Regions from separate parts of the Homo sapiens genome. Here region 1 is linked to region 2. A link is an interaction called in ENCODE POLR2A ChIA-PET data of the cell type or tissue named here. Cell type or tissue: HepG2. All regions are shown on one strand. Each heading gives the region's core, and the rest is flanking DNA. Links, peaks and the distances in the headings are about the cores only. Region 1 overlaps TUBG2 (tubulin gamma 2). Region 2 overlaps NAGLU (N-acetyl-alpha-glucosaminidase).

What was found. Peaks named below come from ENCODE experiments on the same cell type or tissue, not always from the same donor. Only the 100,000 strongest peaks of a DNase experiment are listed, where the experiment ranks them.
Region 1: POLR2A ChIA-PET joins it to region 2 with 6 read pairs; 10 of 35 experiments call an interaction of 5 or more read pairs at or near these places.

The regions. Positions count from the first base shown.
Region 1 is chr17:42,664,139-42,674,142 of GRCh38, reverse strand. TUBG2 (tubulin gamma 2) reads right to left here. Exons shown (of 11, transcript NM_016437.3): 7 at 8,581-8,667; 8 at 8,316-8,465; 9 at 7,904-8,056; 10 at 7,659-7,820; 11 at 7,137-7,540. The coding sequence ends at 7,343. PLEKHH3 (pleckstrin homology, MyTH4 and FERM domain containing H3) reads left to right here. Exons shown (of 13, transcript NM_024927.5): 3 at 130-209; 4 at 309-500; 5 at 587-744; 6 at 847-967; 7 at 1,751-2,057; 8 at 2,585-2,792; 9 at 3,013-3,149; 10 at 3,438-3,570; 11 at 3,767-4,225; 12 at 4,522-4,713; 13 at 5,840-6,229. The coding sequence ends at 6,016. Among named protein-coding and RNA genes, the nearest start is that of PLEKHH3, 7.9 kb to the left of the region's middle. RefSeq lists silencers at 1-8, 59-108 and enhancers at 79-952, 3,503-3,582, 5,338-5,913. In HepG2, for the core only: no CTCF peak of the experiment used is centred there; a DNase peak (open chromatin) is centred at 6,472.
Region 2 is chr17:42,538,930-42,542,656 of GRCh38, reverse strand. NAGLU (N-acetyl-alpha-glucosaminidase) reads right to left here. Exons shown (of 6, transcript NM_000263.4): 5 at 1,451-1,707. Among named protein-coding and RNA genes, the nearest start is that of NAGLU, 4.6 kb to the right of the region's middle. In HepG2, for the core only: no CTCF peak of the experiment used is centred there; a DNase peak (open chromatin) is centred at 1,176.

The sequences.
Region 1 (10,004 bases), core at 5,285-7,784, 130 kb before region 2:
AGCGGTTCCCACAGCCTGGGGGAGGGGTGCCCAGCTTGGGAGCAGACACCCGTGCGGTCTGGGGAGCCCCTACAGAGGAGCCCCCTAGAGGCAGAGTGGAGACCCAACCTTCCCTCCCCTCTGGCCCAGGCTGCAGAGCTGGGAGGAGACTTGGAGCCTCATCCCGGAGAAAGGGCTGCCGGAGGACGACCCGGACATCGTTGTGAAAGGTAGAGACCCCCCTCAGTGCACTCTGGAGGCCCCCAATCCCAACCCCCTAGGGATTAATGTCTCTACTGATGTCCCTTCCCTCCCTCTCCGGCCCCCAGGTTGGCTGTACCGGGAGCCCCGCGGAGGAGGGGCGCGGCCCTGGCTGCCCCCGCGCCGAGCCTGGTTTGTGCTCACGCGGGACTCCCTGGATCAGTTCAGCAGCAGCGGGAAAGGGGCGCGGCGTCTCGGGAGCCTCGTGCTCACCAGCCTGTGCTCGGTGACCGGCCCAGAGCGCAGGCGTAAGGAGACAGGTGAGACCTCCTGGGGACTCTCCTACCTTCCTAGGCAGGGGCCCCGGCAGACCCTAATGGCCCTCCCTGGCCTCTCTTTTCCCCAGGTCTGTGGTCAGTGACTGTGTCTGGTCGGAAACACAGTGTCCGCCTCTGCTCCCCACGCCAGGCAGAGGCTGAGCGCTGGGGGGTGGCATTGCGGGAAGTGATCGCCTCCAAGGCACCCCTGGAGACCCCCACCCAGCTACTGCTCAGGGACATACAGGTACACACCAGGGAGAGCCAGGAGAGTGGTGGACCCCAAAGCTTTCTGGGGTTGTGAGGAACTCCCTTCCCCATCAAGGTGACCCTCTCCCTGGCCCCCTAGGAAAGTTGCGGGGACCCAGAGGCCGTTGCCCTCATTTACCTGAGGAACCCGATTCTGAGACACACTAGTGGAGCCTTGTATGCCCCACTCCTGCCCCTGCCCTATGGAGTCAGCGCCCCAGGTGAGTGGTCCCATGGCCCAAGTCCCCTGGATGGGATGGGGTGGTTCAGAGGTAAGAATCTGAATCCCTTAACTGGCAGGGATCTAAGCATCCTTCATGGACCTGCCAGCTCCTCACTTTTCGAAGGATGAAGGTGAAACTGGAAGCTGGCCAGGGTGGAGGAGAGGAAGCCAGCACACACAAAAGGGCCCCCTTTGGCCACCTTCTCTATGGGTCTCATTCTGACTACTGATGTTCCTTCAGGAGTTTGTACACTCCCCTATTTTTTCATTATCCTCTTGAGACTATGCCATATTACCTTTACAAGTGGTAGAAAAGCTACCACTTTTGTAGAATGTGCTGGCCTCATCCAACTGTACTTCTCCCTAAACGGTGTAGTGACTGGCCCAGGTCCTAAAGTTAGAGGATTAAAGGGTGCTGGGAGAGGAACCCCGGTTTTCTGACTCCTAGTCCAGCCTGTTTTCTGACCTATGGTGGTGAGCCTCAGTATGGAGTTACAGAATCTGGGGTGTGAATCTACAGCCCTTCCCGGCCGTCCGTCTCCCTAAGTCCAAATGCAGGCTTAGTGGGATTGGGAAGGGGATTCCTGGGAGGCAGAGGTTGAGAGTCTGGCTCCGTGGGACCACTGCTTTCCCTTCACTCTTCCTGTCGTTCGTACCCTCCCCTCCCTGCCACCCCATCCCCTTATATTCCCTCTGACCTTCCCCTGGTTCATGCCTTCCTCCCAGGGCGCAGCTCTGTGTCCCCTCTCCAAACCGTCCCTCCGCCCCCACCCTCCCACAGGTCCGGGCTATGCACCCCTGCGCGAGGAGGCGGTGCGGCTGTTCTTGGCGCTGCAGGCGCTGGAGGGGGCGCGGCGCCCCGGGCCCTTGATGCAGGGTGTGCTCCAAACCTGCCGGGACTTGCCCGCGCTCCGGGATGAACTCTTCCTGCAGCTGGCTAAGCAGACCTCGGGCCCTGCAGGTCCCCCCGGGCTCCCGGCTACCCAAGACCCTGCGGCCCTGCGGTACTGGCAACTCCTCACCTGCATGAGCTGCACCTTCCGACCTGGGGGAGCTGTGCGGGGGCACCTCCTGGGGCACTTGGAGAGGTGAGAGGGGCGAGGTGGGGGTTACGGCCTAGGCGAGGAGCTACCGGGCTGGGAGAGAATGAAAGGTCTTTTGCAAAAGACTTGGTAGGTAAAGAACCGAGTAATACATACAGTGCCTTTGTGGGAGATACAAGATCCTATCGCAGTTGTGAGCGGATGAATTACAATAAAACGCCCCCCTTGGGCTGAGGAGTTATGAAAAGGCTGCTTTTCCTCCAGCTGATGCAGGCCAGCGCCAGGGCTTAGGAAAATGTAGTAAAGTGGCTGGATTTCGATTTCAGGCCGAAGGAAGATCACGAAGACTTTTGGAAGTGGTGGAGGCAGTTGGGAGAAAGCTGCCAGGGGACTTGAAAAGTAATTCAGCTCTATGCAAAGCACTGGGGAGAGATTTAGAAGAGCCTTCAAAGAACTTGAGTTGGGGCGGGGAGGAAATCGGCTAGATAAAATAAACTATAAGAGAAGCAGGCAAGAGGGAGGGGGAGAAGAAAGCCCTTGGAGTATTGATCCCTGGGTTCCTCCTAACCCAGGACCGAGCAGGCACTCCCGGACTCGGAACTGGCGGAATATGCGCGCTTCATCCGGAAAGCGCTGGGCCGGACGCGCGGCAGAGAGCTGGTGCCCTCGCTGGCGGAGATTTCCGCGTTGAGCCAACGGCAGGAGCTGCTGTGTACCGTGCACTGTCCGGGGGCTGGTGCCTGTGCTGTGGCCATCGACTCCCACACCACGGCGGGGGAGGTGAGGCCAGAGAAAGGCCCCATGACCTCCAACCCACCCTGCCAGCTTCTCACGCCTGTCTCTCCCTCTTCCTGGACCCTAGGTTTGCCCCGAGTCTAGATTATTTTGGTAAGGGAGGGAGTGGTGGTGACAGGACTAAGAGACCCCTTCCAATTGAATCAACCCCTCCCAGAATCCTGGCAAGACCTCTGAGTGGTCTCCCCTCACCCTCCTCTTCTAGGTGGCTCGAGAGCTGGTGGGGCGGCTGGGCTTGGCCCGGAGCCGCAACGCATTCGCGCTGTACGAGCAGCGAGGGGCCCAGGAGCGAGCCCTGGCTGGGGGGACCCTCGTGGCCGACGTGCTCACCAGGTTTGAGAAGTAAATGTCCAGCCCCAGCCCTGCTCTCTATTAGCCCATCCACTTCTCAGCTGAGGTCAGTCTCTAAGCGGACATTATCCAGCGCTTGCCCCTGGCCCTGCGCTGTGGTGTTCGCTGGTTTACAGACGGACCTGCCCGCCGCAGGTTTGCAGTCCGACTGCAGCATCACCTCCGCTGTCGGCTCCGCCCAGGCCCCGCCCCAAACACATGGCCCCGCCCCCACCCCAAGCTGCCCTCGCCGTAGGGGTCCGGCTTCTCCCTAGCGCTTCGTCCGCTCCTCTTCTGCAGCTTGGCCGCGGAGGAAGCTGGGTTGGAGGACTCGCCCGACTCCGGGTGGAGACTATGTCTGCGTCTTCACGGACCTCTGCACCCTGAGGGGCTGTCCCCAGACGGTCACGAACTGCCTTTCCTCTTTGAGCAGGTGAGGCTCTCCGGCGTTCACGCCTCCAAACAGACCCCCAAGCCTGAACCCCTGGTTTTCTAGGCCGTCTCATTTCATCACTATGGCAGCCCCGCGGGAGGCTTGACTGGAACCTAGACCTGCTCAGATTCCGCGAGGCGTTTTCGCGACGGTTCCGCCGCCGCTCGTACACTGACGCCGGGTGCCTCCCCTGCAGGCTCACGCTCTGCTGCTGCGGGGCCGGCCGCCCCCACCCGACGACACGCTGCGCGCCCTGGCGGCGCTGCGCCTGCAGAGCCTGCAGCGGGACTTCTCTCCGCGGGTGCCCCTGCCCCGCCTGGACCGCCTGCTCCCGCCCCCGGCCCCGCCGCGCGAAGACCCGCCCCGCCCGACCCCCAGGCCGCCCCCTTCCGCTGCCCTGCTGGCCGGGGCGCTCTGGAGCCCGGGCCTGGCCAAGAGGCGGGCGGAGCGGGCCCGGCGCGGCGGGGCCGGCCGCACTGCGGGAAGCATTGCCCGCGAGGGAGGAGGCGGCGCCGGCACGGCAGCTGCCGTGCTGGGCGGCTGGAAGCGGCTACGGGGCATGGGCCGAGCTGAGGCCATGGCCGCCTACCTGGCCCTGGCGGCGCAGTGTCCGGGGTTCGGCGCTGCTCGGTATGACGTTCTGGAGCTGAGCACGGTGAGGGGGAGAAGGGAGAAGGGGACTCTGGCGGCCCAAGCCCCACACCTTTGCCCCAGAGCCACAGGTCCCACGGAGTGTCACGTAATTCCCCACATCCAGAACAGCTACCCATCTCAAACCCCAGGAGTCACCAGCCCTTGGGCCCTCACATCCCTGGAGCCTCAGCCCCCTCCACACACGTGCTGTGAATCATAGGGGGATCAGGATACTCCTGCTCACAGACACCCATCTCCCCCTACCAAAAATAACGCTGGGCTCCTCCTTCCACCCTGACTCTGCCTCTCTGTCTGCAGGAGCCTGGTCGGGGTGCTCCACAGAAGCTGTGCCTGGGCTTGGGAGCCAAGGCCATGTCCCTCTCCCGGCCAGGGGAGACGGAGCCCATCCACAGTGTCAGCTATGGCCATGTGGCCGCCTGCCAGCTAATGGGCCCCCACACCCTGGCCTTGAGGGTGGGAGAGAGCCAGCTCCTCCTGCAGAGCCCCCAGGTGAGTGAGAAGAGGAGTTGTGGGAGGAGGAGAGAAGGGAAGCGATGTCAGGAAGCATTTACAGAACACCAAACCTGGGCCAGGTAGAGCTCTAAGCACTGGGGATCCAGCAGTGATCACAGACAAGCTGAAGGAGCTTACACTAGAGTGGAGTCAGACAATAAACAAGGAATCCCAGGCTATGAAGACAGTGAGAAATGCTACAAAGGAAAGAGTGATGTGACAGGAAGCCAGGGAAGGGTTCTCAAAAAGGGTGCCATTTAAGCTAGCCAGGGAAGACCTGGGAGAACAGCATTCCAGGTAGAAAGAATTGCAAGGTGGCCGGGTGCAGTGGCTCATGCCTGTAATCCCAGCACTTTGGGAGGCCGAGGCGGGCAGATCACGAGGTCAGGAGATCGAGACCATCCTGACCAACATGGCGAAACCCCATCTCTACTAAAAATACAAATTAGCTGGGGCTGGTGGCGCACACCTATAGTCCCAGCTACTCGGGAAGCTGAGGTAGGAGAATTGCTTGAACCCGGCAGGCGGAGGTTGCAGTGAGCCGAGGCACTTCAGCCTGGCAACAGAGCAAGACTCCGTCTCAACAACAACAACAACAACAACAACAAAAAAAAATGTTAGAAGAGCAGAAAGAACCAAGTATAACTGGCACATAGAAATGAAGGAGAGAAGCCGGCCGCGGTGGCTCACGCCTGTAATCCCAGCACTTTGGGAGGCCGAGATGGGCGGATCATGAGGTCAGGAGATCGAGACCATCTTGGCTAACACGGTGAAACCCTGTTTCTACTAAAAATACAAAAAATTAGCCGGGCGTGTTGGCGGGCGCCTGTAGTCCCAGCTACTCAGGAGGCTGAGGCAGGAGAATGGTGTGAACCCAGGAGGCGGAGCTTGCAGTGAGCTGAGATCGCGCCACTGCACTCCAACCTGGGGGACACAGCGAGACTCCGTCTCAAAAAACAAAAAAGAAATGAAGGAGAGAGTGGTGATAAGGAAGGAAAGGTTGCAGGGCCAGAGCACGTAGGACCCTGGTGGGGAAGCTGGAGCCCTAGAGCCTGGAGAAAGGATGAGAAAAAGAAGAGAACCTGGCAGCCCCTGTTGCACACTGACCTCTGCCCTCTCTTAGGTGGAAGAGATCATGCAGCTGGTGAATGCCTACTTGGCCAACCCCTCCCCCGAGAGGCCCTGCAGCAGCTCTTCTCCTCCATGCCAAGACCTGCCAGACACCTCCCCTCCCAGCCAGCGCCCGGGCCTGGACGAGCCCCAGGGACAGTCTGGCTGCTTGGGGCAGCTGCAGGACTGAGCCTGCCAAGAGGTCACGACTTCCCTCCTGCCTGCAGCCTGGGCCAGGACTGCTCTGAGATTTGAGGGAAACATGGACCCTTTTGGCCCTGCAGGGACAGGGCACATCCCACACCCAAGGGCTACAATGGGTGTGGGTAATTTTCTAGTTTGTTTCTTAATTTATTTGTAGAAGAGAAGCAAAAAAAAAAAAAAAGTTTCTTATTTACACAAACCCTTCCTGTGGGAGTGTTATTCAGTGGGACAAGTTGGAACCCCATAACGCAGAGCCCCGCCTCTGGGGATGCCCACACCCTGGGCTTTTACCAGGCTCTGGGGGAAGTCTGGACACCACAGCGCTTCACCCTCCCCCTCCTTGACCTTCCAGACTTAACCTCCTCCTGGCCAGTGTGCTGCCACAGGTTTGTGGGTGGAGCAGGCAAACAGGCCTCATTGGAAGCTGGCAGTTACTCACCCTCCCTTCTCCACTGAGTGGCATACAGATGGCCTCCTGGAATCCCTGAGGCTGGAGGGCAGTGAGTCATCAGATCTGGCACTGCCCATTTCTTACTCGTTGTCCACCTCTGGGCCCATCATTGGTGTGCCTAATGCTTTGGGCCTAGAATGGAGAGAAGCTTGGGGCAGATAACAAACCCACGAATTTCTCTGGCACAGAAAAGTAACTCAGGATGTGCTCAGCCCTACTCTTGAATTCTGTTTCTACTTATCAGGTTGGGTTGAACTGGATTGAGTTCCTGGAACTCTCATGGCCCTGGGCACTGGGAATCTGGAACCTTGGCTCTCCTGGCCTGCTCAGAATGTAGTGTGCCCTCCTTCAGTAGACCCCACCTCCTCTGCCCTGAGTGGAAGAGGTTGGGGCAACATTGACCCTCACTGGGGCAAAGCTTAGGCGCTGAGGAGACAGCAAACCTCAGTAAAGCTCTGTAATCTTGAGACAAGGGCTGACTCTAGTAATACTAAACAGCCTAGTTCAAGGTGAGGGATGCCAATGGAAACAGTGAACACACTAAGATTTGGACTAAGTGATAAGACGTTGGAGGAGGTGAAGGCCACCCTACTGTCAGATGCCTAGAAACTGGACCCCTTCACCACCCCCCCGTATTCACAGATCAAGCCCTGGCTATACTGACAACCAAGCTTTATTACTTTATTAGAGCTGAACAAGCATATTAAAAGTTAGGGCATGGAAGGGAGGAAGCAGGACCAGCTCACGGGCTGGAGATGAACCAAGAAGGGTTGTCCATGAGGTGAAGCTGGGTCAGAGGGAGCAGGCATGGTCGAGGCTGTGGTTACCATCTAGAAGGAGAAGGAGTAGTGGGGAGGGAAATCACTGCTCCTGGGTGCCCCAGGAAATGTAGTCTGGCTGGGTGGCCGCATGGTACTCATCAATGAGCTCCTGAACAACCTCCCTAGACCTGTCCATCTCATCAAAGTTGTCCTTGAACATGTCCTCCTTACGGAACTGCTCGAGGAAGGCATCCCGCTTCCGCAGCTTGTCAAACTGCTGGCAGGAACTTTCAAAGAGCTGAAAGAGATGAAAATCTCCAAAATGCGAGCCAGGGGGTTAGGAGTGAACTTGGGGAAGATGATGAAGGTGGCCAGTGGAACAGACTCTTCTAAGAAGAATAGAAACCTAGACTCACCGAGGAGATGCTGGTGTGGTTGGCCATCATGAGCCCGCTGACCCGGTGGGCCGAGGGCAGGTAGGGAGACTTCCTCGACAGGGCCACCTGGATGCTGGCGGGGCCCCACGGGATGAAGTTGGCCAACTTCCGTTCCCGGATCCTCTGCAGGCTCTTGTGGACCTGGGGTGGGCATAGGAGCAGTGGAGGTGGCCTCTCCTCTACCCCTGCAGGTCCAGGGCGCGGGATGAAGGGGCCTCCCCTACCTGGGTGGGGTCCACCTCTCCCTGGATGATGTTGAGGATGGCGATGTAGCAGTGGTTGGTCTGGCGGTCTCGGCCTGTGGACACCATCACGTTCTTGGGCTGCAGCAGCCGCCTCATGACATCCAGGACCGTGGTCTTCCTCACGCTGGCCACCTGATGGGACAGTGAGACAGGGACCCGGCCAGCGCTCAGGGCACAGTCCCTTTGGCTTCTCTTTGGCAGAAGCCAAAGGCAGAGGGAGGGTGGAGAGAAAGTCAGCAAGAAAGTCGCCCGCTCTGTGCCAGTCCCTGAGCGCAGTGCCTTGGGGCCTGCAAAGGGCAGCTCCTGGGGCAGTGGGGAAGAGAGAAAGGCTGGGGCAGGGCCTGCTGGGCCCAGGGCCAGCCTGGCCTGGGACACTGAAGGCTGCTCTTACTGACTGGTCTGTAGTGAGCGGGGTGTAGCCGGTCATGAGGAAGTGGAGCCGTGGGGTGGGAATGAGCGAGGCGATGAGGCCGATGAGGTCATTGTTCATGTAGCCGGGGTAGCGCAGGGTGGTGGTGCTGGCCGACATGATGGTGGACACCTGGGGACAGGCGTGCCATGTCATGGGGCTCGGCCTGGGTGGGACCTTCCTTCCCCAGATGACCCTCCAGCAAGGAGGGCTTCCAGTCCAAAGGAGTCCGGGAGTGGGGGCCCACCAGCTGGTTGATCTGGGAGAAGGACGGGTTCTGGATGTGCAGGCGGTCTGTGGCAATCCGGTTCAGGGCTGTGTTGTCCAGCACCACCTGGGGGGACAGAAGAGCATCACAGCATCTTGAGGATAAAATGGGCATAGAAATAAGATATTGGCTTAGCCCCTGCTGAACTCCAAAGCCAGGAAGTAGGTTTGTTAGTTTAAAAAAAAAAAGTACTGAGGCCGGGCGCGGTGGCTCATGTCTGTAATCCCAGCACTTTGGGAGGCCGAGACGGGCGGATCACAAGGTCAGGAGATCGAGACCATCTTGGCTAACACGGTGAAACCCCGTCTCTACTAAAAATACAAAAAATTAGCCAGGCATGTTGGCGGGCGCCTGTAGTCCCAGCTAATTCGGAGGCTGAGGCAGGAGAATGGCATGAACCCGGGAGGCGGAGTTTGCAGTTAGCCAAGATCATGCCACTGCACTCCAGCCTGGGGGACAGAGCAAGACTCCGTCTCAAAAATAAAATAAAATAATAAAATAAAATAAATAAAATAAAATAAAAGTACTGCTGGGCATGGTGGCTCAGGCCTGTAATCCCAAGGCCAAGGTGGGAGGACCACTCGAGGCCAGGAGTTGGACACCAGCCTGAGCAACACAGCAAGATGCCATCTCTGTAAAAAATATAAATAAAAAAGTATAAATATATATAATATATATATATATATATAAATATAAATAAAAAATAAAAAGAAAGAAAAGTACTGTTTCTGGGGCACCATGAGATACTCTCGGACTACGCAGGGCAGTAAACAAACACGTGAGTACCCACATGTGCCATACACTGTGCCTGGCTCTGGGAAGACCACAGAGAGGAACAGGCACCGTCTTTCCCTTCATTAGGCCTATAGTCTCGTGGAGGGAGGCACACTAAATATAAAACAGAAAATTATAGTTAACTCCCTAAAATACACATATAGGAATCTGATCTTGACTGAGTAGTCAGGAAGGGTTTTGCTAAGAAAGTTATCCTTGAGCTAAGAATACAAGCATGAGTGGGCATTAAGTAGGCAAAGGTGGGATACGTGGTGGTGTGGGGAAGGTATATTCACTTTGTTGAGAGTTTTGCTGCCTAAAAGGATTCTAAGAAACTTAGAAGTCAGGACCTTATTTCCTAATTTGGCCCACAGGTATGGCTTTGTTGGTCTTCTGTCTGTGTGTATAGGGGCTGAGGAAAGGTGGGGTGAATGAGACTCACTGGCCTGAGGAGACAGACCAAAGTCCTCTACCCTTTTTTTTTTTTTTTTAAACACAAGGTCTTGTTCCGTTGCCCAAGCTGGAGTGCAGTGGTGTGATCATGGCTCACTGCAGCCTCGACTTCCTGAGCTCAAGCAATCCCCCCACCTCAGCCTCCCATGTAGCTAGTACTACAGGCACATGCCACC
Region 2 (3,727 bases), core at 198-2,697:
CCTAGCGTAATGGCAGGTGCCTGTAATCCCGGCTACTCGGGAGGTAGAGGCACAAGAATCACTTGAACCCATGAGGCAGAAGTTGCAGTGAGCTGAGATTGTGCCACTGCACTCCAGTCTGGGCGACAGAGTAAGATTCTGTCTCAAAAACAAAATCAAGGCCAGTCGCAGTGGATCACGCCTGTAATACCAGTACTTTGGGAGGCTGAGGTGGGCAGTTCACCTGAGGTCAGGAGTTTGAGACCAGTCTGGCCACCATGGTGAAACCTGTTTCTACTAAAAATACAAAAATTGGCCAGGCAAGGTGGCTCACACCTGTAATCCCAGCACTTTGGGAGGCTGAAGTGGGCGAATCATTTGAGGTCAGGAGTTTGAAACCAGCTTGACCTACATAGCGAAACCCCGTCTCTACTAAAAATACAAAAATTAGCCGAGTGTGGTTGGGGGGCGCCTGTAATCCCAGCTACTCAGGAGGCTGAGGCAGGAGAATCGCTTGAACTCAGGAAGCAGAGGTTGCAGTGAACTGAGATCGTGCCACTGCACTCCAGCCTGGGTGACAGAGCGAGACTCTATCTCAAAACAAACAAAAATTGCCGGGCGTGGTGGCGGGTGCCTATAGTCCCAGCTACTCGGGAGGCTGAGGCAGGAGAATCGCTTGAACCTAGGAGACGAAGGTTGCAGTGAGATGAGATTGTGCCACTGTGCTCCAGCCTCAGCAACAGAGTGAAATCTGTCTCAAAAAAAAAAAAAATGTAGCTTCTCCTTCAGGTCTTGGGTAGGGCCTGAGAATTTGCCATCTCACAGCTCGGGCTGCTGCTGCTGCTGCTGCTGGTTTTGGGTCACACTTGGAGCAGTACTGCTCAAGAAAGGCTGAGCTGATCTGTTCCCTTCCTGGCCAACACAGACGCCTCTCCACTAAGTCATTCCTGACTTGGGCGCCCTCTGCTCCACTCCTCCTTTAAGTGGCAGGAAGGAGCCCTGGCTTCACAGTTTTGTAGCAGGATGCGCACTTAGTGCCTTTAGGCACATCCACTCACCTCCTGCCTGCAGTGCCTACTTCAGCAACCACGCAGAGATGAAACAAAATCCTTGTTCATAGCTAGCTCTTAGTGGCCTTTGCTCTGGGCCAGGCGTTATTCTACCTATGAGGTAGTCCCAGTTTACAGGAAAAGCAAACGAGACACTGGGAAGGAGGTCATGAGTCATAAGTCACACGGCCAGGAAATAGGAGCGCGAGGTGTGACCCAGGTTGTTGGCTTCCAGAGCTCACCTCTCAACCACAGTGGGATTCACTGAGACAACGCATGTGTACACGTGCTTGGTAAACTATGAAGTACTGTGTGTTATGGCGAGGCATTATTCCAGTCCCTCTGCCTACCCCTACTGACATCTGCTACTCCCTTCTTTTTGAGGGTCTGGGGGGCTCTCCCACCCCACCCAGGCACTGTACCTGCAGTCATGGCCTCATAGACGGCAGTGGTGGCTGCGGCAAGGTAGGAGGGCTCTGAGGAAGGTGGCTGCATCTCATTGAAAGTGTCGGCCCCATAGATGTGGTCTGTGCCAAACTCTTTGATCAGCTCTCGCAGGAAGAGGCTCCCGATGATGGGGAATATGGGGTCTTCCGGAGCCAGAAGGAAGGAGCAGGAGTAGGAACAGTTAAAGTGGCCCCAACTGCCCATCTTCGTGACATTGACCTGAGGGAACACCCTAGTGGGGAGCAAAAGCTCAGATATTTCATGGAAGCCGCCATAGTGTTCACCATAGTGTTCAACAGCCTTGCCAACTTCTCTACAGCTCCTGGTTTCTCTTGCCTCTATGGCTTTGTACAGGCTATGCTCTCTGCCTACAGTCCTTTCTTCTCCTTCCCTGGCCACCTTCTCTGAAAAACTTTCACTATCTCTCCCCTTCCTGTGGCCTGAAACAAGCAACGCTCCTTTTTCTTTCTTTTTTTTTTTTTTTTTGAGGCAGAGTCTCACTCTGTCCCCCAGGCTGGAGTGCAGTGGCGCATTCTCAGCTCACTGCAAGCTCTGCCTCCCAGGTTCATGCCATTCTCCTGCCTCAGCCTCCCTAGTAGCTGGGACTACAGGTGCCCGCCACCACACCCGGCTAATTTTTTGTATTTTTAGTAGAGACTGAGTTTCACTGTGTTAGCCAGGATGGTCTCGATCTGCTGACCTTGTGATCCGCCCGTCTCGGCCTCCCAAAGTGCTGGGATTACAGGTGTGGGCCACCGCACCCAGCTTTTTTTTTTTTTTTTAATTATACTTTCAGTTCAGTTCTGTGCAGAACATGCAGGTTTGTTGCATAGGTATACATGTGCCATGGTGGTTTGCTGCACCCATCAACCCATCATCTAGGTTTTCAGCCCCGCATGCATTAAGTATCTGTCCCAATGCTACTCCTCCCCTTGACCCCCACACCGCGAAAGGCCCCGGTGTGTGATGTTCCCCTTCCTGTGTCCATGTTGTTCTCATTGTTCAACTCCCACTATGAGTGAGAACATGAGGTGTTTAATTTTCTTTCCTTTTTTTTTTTTTTTTTTTGAGACGGAGTCTCACTCTGTCACCCAGGCTGGAGTGAAGTGGTGTGATCTCGGCTCACTGCAGTCTCTGGCCCCTGGCTTCAAGAGATTCTCATGCCTCAGCCTACCGAGTAGCTGGGATTACAGGAGCCCGCCACCACGCCTGGCTAATTTTTGTACTTTTAGTAGAGATGGGGTTTCGCCATGTTGGCCAGGCTGGTCTTTAACTCCTGACCGCAGGTGATCCATACGCCTCAGCCTCCCAAAACGCTAGGATTACAAGCATTAGCCAAGCGTCCGTCCAAGCAACACTCATTTTTCAAGGCTGGGCTCTGCCCTGAGCCCTTCCTGCCCCTCTCTCCCGGCAGAGGAGAGCGGAACCCACATATATTCCTGTCCTTGTCCCCACATTGTATCCTTCAGCCAACATATCTCTCCTATCAGGGGTAAGCCCTTGGGCACCTTTCTTGCCGCCTCCCAGGACCCAGCACAGCCAGTTCTGGCAGCCTCAGACAGCTGGACCAAGTTTATTGAATGAATGAGTGAGTTTCCTGCCACCTGGTGATGGGGGCAAAGAGGCGGGCAGGGAGGCCACTGGCATGCATTAAGTCCTACGAGAGTATGGGAGCCAGACATTAGCAGGTGCAAAGGAGGTCATGCGGGGCACTAGCAAGGCTTCCTGAAGGAGGGGAGGTCTCAGGTGAGCCTTGAAGACTTTTCCCAACCACATGTGAGAGGATGGCTGGGAAGCACAGAGGAACAGGAGGGACAAGGGACACTGGAGCACCCCTGCTGCCACTCCCAAGGGCTGCCATTTGCTAGCACTCTGTGCAAAGTCACAGATAGATCGAGAGATAATTACAAACCCTACAGCGAAGTGGGTAGAGATCCCATTTTACAAGTAAGGAAACTGAGGCACAGAGCAGTCATGTCATCTGCCCGAAGTCACACAGCTAATTAGTAGCAGAGTCAGAAATCAAACCCAGGCCTACGTCCAGAGCTTGTTTGTTTGTTTGAGACAGAGTTTCGCTCGTCACCCAGGCTGGAGTGCAATGGCGTGATCTTGACTCACTGCAACGTCTGCCTCCCAGGTTTAAGCAATTCTCCTGTCTCAGCCTCCTAAGTAGATGGGATTACAGGCGCGTGCCACCATGCCCAGCTAATTTTTATATTTTTAGTAGAGACAGGGTTTCACCATGTTGGCCA